2 separate regions of the Homo sapiens genome follow, and region 2 is linked to region 1. The links are chromatin loops, found by intact Hi-C in ENCODE. Cell type or tissue: mammary epithelial cell. All regions are shown on one strand. Links, peaks and the distances in the headings refer to the core of each region. The heading gives the core; the rest is flanking DNA. Region 1 has its middle 5.4 kb from the start of KRT84. Region 2 has its middle 9.2 kb from the start of KRT74.

Region 1 (4,387 bases), core at 236-4,235:
CATCCCACTCCTCTGAGGCCAGGCGAGGGGTTCCAGGAGATTGGGGCAGGGGGACCAGAGGCTGTCTGGTGGAGGTGAAAGGGGAAGGGAGTGGGAGGGATGGCCTGCCTAGAGAACCCTGGTGGGGACCCAGAAGATGATATCAATTTTAGAGTCAGATGGACCTGGGTGAAACTCAGATTTGTCACCGACTAGCAGTATGATCTTGGATAGTGCTATACCAAGGGCAGGGTGGTGGCCAGGTTCTGCTGCAGGTGCAGGCACTAGGGGAACTTTTCTGCAGAGAACTTTAAAACCAACCAATCAGCTTATTAACAATTTTCAGCATGCATTGGCCATTCTAAATAATGGTAGTAGTCCCTTCCACCCCTATGGTATACCAATGACCTTGGGGAAATTGTTTAACCTCTAAGCCTCAGTTTCCTCATGTTAATATGGAATATTCCCTGTTTCATAGTATGATGAGGATTGACTAGGAAGTGCCTGGGATGTGCACTGTGCAGTGCCTGGCAGCTGCTACTGTACTCCATTCCTTTCCCTGGCTCTTTCCTCCCTCCCTTCCTCCCTTTTCTTCTCTGTTTTGCACAATCCTCCCTTCACTTCTACACAGTCATCCCTGTTCCCATCCACACCCGCCTCCTTCCTGCTCCCATGGCAGATGCATTCATACCCCATTAGCCATTCCTGTCCCATGTCCCAGCTTCCCTCAACCCTGATCAGGCTGGGTGGGGTGGGGGTAATTGTAATTGGGACCAGTCAAGCATAGTCCCTGCTCTGTGATGAACTGTCACCATCAGCAGTTTGCAGTTTGGAGGCATTATTTCGCCAGACGATGCATAACACAACCCTCAGTCATTTTTTAGGGGGTGGCAGGTGGGGAGAGGGGGCGGAGTTGCCCTGGCAACTTTGGGTAGGAGGTTTTGCTGCTGCAACAGTTTCTTCTTGCTGTTGTCAGTCAGCCTGAGTGTAACTCCAGAGACTTGCGGGCTGAGCCCAGGCTCCGTGGCTGCATTACCATGCCTGGCTGCTGGGTCATCAGGATCCTATCTGTGGAGCAGGGAGGAGGCAGAAACGCTGAGCAGAGGAAAGGGAGGGGAAGGGCTGCCTGAGGGAGGGGGACATCCTGGTTGGCCATGCAGGTTCTGGGAACGCTGTTTGCACTGTGGCTGGGTGTGTGTGTGGGAAAGGGGATGACAGGGGAAGCCCAGATTCTGAGAAGGCTTCAGAGGGCTTCTGTTTAGCCTGGGGACGAGTTTGTGCTGGAGAGAGGCACTGGCTGGAGAAGTTTTCATGCTAAGACCTGCTCCTGCTGGGAAAGGAAGCTTCAGAGTCCCCCCAGCAGGGGTGGGGGTCGGGGGGCAGGGGGTGTGTGTGAGAGGCTAGGTCCACCCTTGCCAGTACCTCCTCCTCTCTCCCCTCTCAGATGAATGAACACGCCTCCCCACGGAAGATAAAGCACCCCCTTCTTGTTTTCTACCCACCCCTCTCACTTCTTCCAGGAAGGATGGTTTTTTCAGGTTTAATGCGATGTCTCACATGGCCCACATGGTTGTCACCTGTCCAGAGTGAAAATGTTGCTCCTGGTAGACATCTAGTTCAGTTTGCTTCAACACACCTTTATTGGTTGCTAATGTGCGCCTGGCATTGCACTTAGGTGCTAGGATGGCTAGGACAGCCTCTTCCAGGTTCAGCGACTCCAAGCACCCCCTCCTCTGCTCAGGGTGCCATTTCTAGAGCCATTTTCCCAATTCCAGCCCCTGCCAGGATTCTTTCTGGGTACTTGGTGACCCTGGCTGGAGTGTGGCAATCGTGGGTGGACCTGGGACCACAGATGTGACTGGTGTGAGGAAGGGCCATTAGGGGCAGAGTCACCCAAGGGAGGGGCCAGGGGAACAAGGAGGAGCTGTGTGGGAGGGAGAGAAACTCTGGTGAGCACTTGAAAGCTTCAGGAGGAAGAGGGCCAGGAAATGGGAGACTTTCTGTGGAGACAGACACAGAAATACAGAGCTCCAGTTCAGGTCCCCCCAGCCTCCCTAGGCCTCTCTGGGTTGTTCCCCATCCTATCCTCACTGGCACATTCTGGAGGGGCTGGGATTAGGAGACTCCAGGCCAAGCCGAGTACAGTGAAACTCTGGCTTCATGCAGACGGTTCTCTTTCTCACCAGGGCAGGGGGCCGGGGCCTGTTCCTACTGTATTCCAGCACCCATTGCAGGGCTGACCCCAGAAGACACTCAGGAGGTGTTTGCTGTGTTGAATGGAATGCAGACATCCCAGCCACCACCAGGAGGCACATCTGTCCCGCCTGTTTTGAATGTCTCCTCTCCTGGGGAGGAAGGGGGAATGGGGACACAGCTGCACGATGCTGGGGAGTCCCTGGTGGGTGTCCTGGAGGGGGTGCCCTGGTCTCTGTGCTCACATCCAGGGCTGAGCGTGGGAGCACACTCCTGGGATGAGCAGTGCTTATGGGATGACTCCAGGCAGCCTCCCTGCCCAGCAGACACTTATCAGGGGCCAGGCACTCTGGAACCAAAATCCCAAAAGGGTGGTTACCAGGCCCCGAGCCTACCTCACCGCAGTGGGGGGAGTCTTCCTTCCCTCTTCTGCTTCATTCTTAGCTCAGTCCCAACACCAAGGTGGGCCGTTTCCTGGGCCTCGAGCAGCCATCTGTGAGATGGGGTGGCCAGTCTCCTTGGAATCTGTTTGCTGACTACAGGGCGGAGGGTCACTCTGGCTCTAGGGTGCTCTGAATTAGTCCTCAGCAGGGAGTGGAGCTGGATCCAGGCCCAGGTCCAGAGAGACGAGGCTTCAAGTGGGAACAAGGCTCTCAGATCCATCATTTCCTTCTCTCTTTCCCAGCATGTGGATGTGCATCCCCGGAATCACACTCACAGGCCCCAGCCATGTGCTGCGTGCCCAGCTGGCAGCTGTGATGCCCCAGCCTGGAGCCTGCTGCTGGCATCCTGCCCAGACAGTCCCGTGGGCCTCCAGGACTCAGGCTTGCCTGCCCCTCCTCCTGGGAGCTTCCAGAGCCTCAGGACTAAGGTGGGACTCTCAGTTCTGTCCCCATGGCCTTCTGCTCTGCCACCATCACAACAGTCCTCACAGCTGTAATTTTGTGTCCCCGGTCTGTATTTCCCGGTAGGCTGTAAGCCCATGGGGCATGCGGCCAAGGCCCCATTTAAAAAAAATAGCCTTACTGAGATATAATTGCTATTACTGTATATAATTCATTCATTTAAAATGTAAGAGTCAATGGCTTTTAGAGTGTGCAACCATCAATACAGCCAATTTTAGAACATTTTCATCACCCCAGAAGAAACCTTTATTTTTTATAAAAAAAAAATGTTTTTTAAGCGACAAGGTCTTGCTCTGTCACCCAGGCTGGAGTGCAGTGGTGCGATTATAGCTCACTGCAATCTTGAACTTCTGGGCTCAAGTGATCCTCCTGCTTCAGCTTCCCAAGTGGCTGGGACTGCAGGTGCAGCCACCACACCGGGCCAAAGCAACCTTTAGCTGTGGCTTCTATGACTCCCCTAAGCTCTGTATTCTCCTCCTTCCAGCCCTAAGCAGCCACAGCTCTGCTTTCTCTGTGGATTCCCATATTCTGGACATTCATACAAATGGAATTGTAAAATAGGTGGCCTTTCGTGACTGGCTTCTTTCACTTTGCATAATGTTTCCAAGGTTCATCCATGCTGTAGCATGTATCAGCACAGGACTCCTTTATATGGCAGAGAATATTCCATTGTGTAGGTGTGCCATATTTTGGATAGACACTGTGACATGTCTACACAGTGTTGTTTCCACATTTTAGTTATTAGGAGTAATGTGATAAACTTTCACGGGCATGTTTCTGCATGGACATAGGTTTCTATCTCTCTTGGATGTATGCCTAAGAGTGATAGTGCTGACTCACCTTGTACCTCTGTGGGGACCACGCTCAGGAACTGCCAGGCTGTCTTCCACAGTGGCTGCCCCATCTTACATTCTCTACCATCGGCCCCACATACAGTGTCTACTGCGCTTTATGGGGTAAACTGGCCGTGACCAGGGCTGTCTCATTCCGCACTGAGTCTCCAGGCCCTGGGTAGCCAGCCCCATAGCAGGTGCTTGAGAGATGCAGAATGAGCCAATGAGAATGTGAAGGAATGGGTTCTGCTGACTATGCTTGCTCTCAGATCTGACTCTAGACTTCCCTTCAGCCCCTGTCCATACAGTCTTCCCTGTGATCCTGTCTCTGACCCTCGCCAGGCAGTCGTGAGCTGCTTCTTGGGGCTCCCATGCTGTTTGGCCCTCATTATTTATGAATCTTCTCTCCGGGAGGCTGAGCGTCCTTCCAAGGTTAAGAGGGAGTCTTAGTCAATTCTGCAGCACCAGCCTCTAATG
Region 2 (4,387 bases), core at 189-4,188, 190 kb after region 1:
GTTAAGAAGGGACAGGAGAAGGGAAGAGATACCAGGCAGGGCAGAAGCACTAGGGGCCTGGACCACCATAGGCAATGTGGAAATTGGGAGGAAGAAACATAAAAGTAGCACATCAAGAAGAAATAGAAGAAGTGGAGACTTTAGAGAAAGGAGCTAGGGAAGGCTGGGTCAATGAGGAGGGGAAGTTGCTGCTGAGGGAAGGGCTAAAAACAGAGAGAATGGAGGATGAACCCCGAGGCTGGGGCAGGGGGCTGAAATGAGCCTTTCAGAGCTCCATGGGAGACACATCCATGCAGCCCCACCCTGCGGGTGGAAGGGATGGTTGGCCTGCTGGATACAGGGAACCTCTCACTGCTGTGGGGTGAGGGACCCTCAGCACCACCCCACCGATGCAGACCTGCCATGGAATTAGAGGCTTGGGTCCGTGGGGCCTAGGGCAGGCTTGACGCTGGCACCTGAGCCTCGGGGTCAGAGAGTGAGCTCCTCCATCTGGAGCCAAGACCACAGCCAGCCCCTTTGGAAAGTTCTATCCCCCTCTCCTACAGAAAAGGAGGCAGGAGATGTTGACACCAGGAGACCAAGTCTCCATCTTCCCATTGTCATGGGCCCCCGCTGAGGCAAGTGGTGTCTTATGCAGGGCTATCAGGTTGGACACACAGCTGTGGGTTCAGGAGGCAGGTTATGAAATAAGCCAGGAGTCTGCAGATCCAAGAGTTGGGGAGAATGACTCACATCATGGGGAAACCCGTCTGGAAGTGAGAACCGGTGAAAGCAGGTCCTGGGTCCTGGTGGCTCCTATTTCAGGGAAGAGGAACAGGGGCAGCGTGGAGCAAGGGTGGGGGCTGCATGTTTTAACAGGGGGCCAAGGAGAAGGCTCAGAGGAACCAGCAGCCCTTCCAGGAAGAGAGAACCTTCTGGAAATGGATGTGGGCTGGGAGGCTGGAGGAGAATGTAATGGGACTGGAACGGAGCCAGAAGCTAGCCTGGCAGGTGTGCCTCAGGTTCGACGAGGCTTGCTTTGCACTAGTCACTGTGCTAAGCTTTTTGCACATTTTAACTCATTTCATCCTCACACCAACCTGTCAGGTAAATACTCTTGTTTTTCCCACATTACAAGTGAGGAAAGAGAAATTGAGCAGAGAAACTGAGTTGCCCACATTGCAGTTATAACTGGGAAAAGAAACAAATCAACAAAAGGATTCAGATCCACACCTGGCCGACTGCAAAATGTGTGTACCTCCACACTGGACTTCTAAGGTCCCTTTCAGTCCTATATCCACCACGCTATGGTTCAGTTCCTGAGCTCGGAGCAGCTTTAATCTAGAACTTGAGCTGCATCTGGAGTTCCAGGAAGAAGAATCTGGAATCTCTCCTGGAGATGGACGAATTGGAAGCAAGAAGGAGGGATTTCGAGGATAAGCCCTCTAAGAGGGGCCTGCATCCAAACGGGGATGCAGCGTGGACGACTTACCGGGGAGGAGGGATGGACAAGCCAATGGCAGCTGGTTTGCAGGAGAGGAGGGACCCTCAACATCTCTGGTGCTCCTGGAAGCTTTGCTAAATGTGAATGTAAGAACTGAGGGGCAGTGCAGAACAATTGTCCTTTGTGTAGTTGCCACTCTATAGGTGGCAGAAGTGGCAGAGCCCCTGAGATGGAGATTGGAAACAGCTGGCAAAGGGCGGCTCAAACCCCAGAGCAGCTGCCAAATGGGACCTAAGCAGTCTTTAACAAGCTCCCTGTCTCCAACAATTCACATCCCTGTTACCGCCTCCTCCAGGAAGCCTTTCCAGATTGTGTTCCTCTCTCAGGCCTTTCTTCCTATGGAGCCCCCTGGCTGTGCCTTGCCAGTGCCTCCATGCCTGGCTCATCTACTGCCTGAGAAAGAAAGAGTTCTCAGAGGAGGGAGGGGTTTGCACACTGTGCAGGCAGGGCTTAGGAGAGGGGGTCTCAGCTGAGTCATGGGGGCCCTCACTCCAAGGACCTCTGGATCAGCACCAAGATTTTCAGGAAAAGCTGTCTGAAGGCCTCAGGTTCTCTAATAAGAGGTGTGGAGGTTCAGGCAGCAGGCAGCATCAGCCCCTGCCCCCTCCTCCTTCCTGTAAGAGGAGAGGCCAGAGAGGAGAGGAAGAGGAGACAGGAGTCAGACCCAGGCAACACAGAGGCTGGGGCCAGCCTGGGCATGCCAGGGAGTGAAACAGCATCCCCTCCCACTGGCAGCTCCGCGAGGGGCGCAGAGCCTGTCTAGGGTCATCCCACGCCCTCTCTGCTGTAGGGAAGTCTTTCCTCCAGAGTCACAGGGGTAGAAAGTGCAGTATCCAGGACCAATGGCAGAGGGCAGTGTGTGCACAAAATAGAGGCACCGAGGGTTTTTCCCCTGCTTGGAAATGAACAGCCAGTGAACAGATAGGAATGTATTTTAGTGAATGGACCCAGTGCCCTCCACCTTTCACTTAGCCCATCTCGGCCAGGTCTCTGGGCAAAGTCCTGCTGTTGGTCCACACCTCTCAGACATGAACCAGCCCACAGCCAGCAAACACAGACGTATGCTTTAAAAATACTAGTAATAACAGTGAGCATCTACAGGTGTCAGACTGTGTTCCAGGCACTGTTTTACTCCCCTTATCTCTTTTCCTATTCTCTGATCTCCTCTAAGGTGAGTTCTTTGAAAGGTAAGGAGGTGTCGAAGCCAGGAGCATAGACTCCAGAATCAGACTGGAATTCAGATCCTCCCATTTACTAACCAGGTGACATTTGGTTAGTTACTTAACTCCTCTGAGCTTCAATATCCTCACAAGTTAAATGGACATTATAATAATCGCATCTTATAAAAATAATACATGTCAGATTGTTGGGAGAATTAATTGAGTTACCAGCCATAAAGTGCTTACCAGAATGAGTGCTGAGAACAGTTTCTGGCAACAGAAAGCACTTCATAATGGCCAGCTTGTATTTATCTTCTTTTACAAGGGCAGGATCTTGCACTAGGCCACTACTGGCAATTAGAAGAGCTAGGATTCAAAGCTAGGTATATGACTCTTCTGCCACTATGCTAGGCCCAAGGGGACCATTTATCTGACAGTCCTGGCTTTGCCAGTTGTCCAAGGATCCACCTTAGTATTTATTTAGATCAAAAGTGTCCCAGTTTGAGTGACTGCCTGCACACAAATGCATATAAGACACAAATTTATTAACACAAATATGTCATATCACTTGCATACCAGACAATTGAGACATGGGTATGTTGTGTGTATATCCAGCTCTTTTTCCCAGGGAAGGTGGGCTAAACTAAGGCATGCATTCCCATGGTAAAAGTGCTGACTGCAAGCCGGACCCTGGAACAAGGGGATGTAGGGCATGGAGTGAGGGACAGACATGTGAGCAGCTGATATGACACCAGAAAAATAGAGTGCCGGCTTTAACACAGGCTCAGGACAGGGCTGTGAGTGTACAAGCCACTGGTCCAGCCCCGGCTGCTCACCAGTGGTGTGAACATGGACAGGTCACTCAGCCATCTGGGACTCGGTTTGCCTGCCTGTAGAATGGGGGTGTGGGGTAGGGAGGTGTTGGGCCACAGCTGTATTGATCCTTCTCATGTAATGCTTGAAGATGGATGGGTCCACCTGGAGGGACCAGGCACCACAGAAATGTGGGTGGTGGAGTCTCAGCCAGGCCACACAGGTGCGCAGGCTGTCCATCACGGGTAATGGACATCTGAGGTTGAGAAAATGATATGTGCAAAGGCCCTCAGGTGTGAAAAGTCTGGCCTGCATGGGGAAAGGCTGGAGAATAAGGTGGGAAACGACACGGGGGAGACAGGATCTCGGGCACTCTGAATGCCATCCTCAAACGAGGTTTGCACTTGAAAGATGGTCTCGCATTAAGGGTTTTTTTCAAATCAACTGTGCTAACTGACTCTGAGAAACAAACATTCTTGCAGAAACACACACATACACACACAAACATACACACACATACACATACACACACACGCAGAGCTAAAAGAGCATCCTTGAATCTCTCAGCTTCTTACTCCACTGAATTTTTCTTCATAGTAGTTAACACTGCTTGACTTCATATTATATATTGCTTTGGTAGGTGCATATTTTCACTCTCCCTCTATGGGGCCAGTGTCTGTGCCTATTTTGTTTATTCTGGTATTCCCAGTGCCTGAGCAATGCCTAGCTCACTAAATATTTGTTAATTGAGCACTATTTCATATACACCTTAGATAGAGAGGCTACAAGCATATATACACACAGGCCTTACATGTTAGGGTGAAAAGGAAGTTGGTTAAAAGAAGAGGAAGACAGGGCCATTGTGTGGGAGCAGGACTGGGGAGTGAGTGGTGGGTGGTGGAGAGTGAGACAGTGGGAGAATGAAGGGAAG

What was found. Hi-C counts contacts between places; a loop is a spot of excess contacts. Peaks named below come from ENCODE experiments on the same cell type or tissue, not always from the same donor. Only the 100,000 strongest peaks of a DNase experiment are listed, where the experiment ranks them.
Region 2: a loop joins it to region 1, with 7 times the contacts of the local background. A loop is called at or near these places in 9 of 110 quality-filtered maps.

Annotation. Positions count from the first base shown.
Region 1 is chr12:52,388,886-52,393,272 of GRCh38, forward strand. No RefSeq gene overlaps it. Among named protein-coding and RNA genes, the nearest start is that of KRT84, 5.4 kb to the left of the region's middle. In mammary epithelial cell, for the core only: a CTCF peak has its summit at 2,283 (motif pointing right); DNase peaks (open chromatin) are centred at 1,056 and 3,816; H3K27ac peaks cover 2,202 bases.
Region 2 is chr12:52,580,854-52,585,240 of GRCh38, forward strand. No RefSeq gene overlaps it. Among named protein-coding and RNA genes, the nearest start is that of KRT74, 9.2 kb to the left of the region's middle. RefSeq lists an enhancer at 4,185-4,354 and a cis regulatory region at 4,270. In mammary epithelial cell, for the core only: a CTCF peak has its summit at 2,324; DNase peaks (open chromatin) are centred at 728 and 2,228; H3K27ac peaks cover 1,936 bases.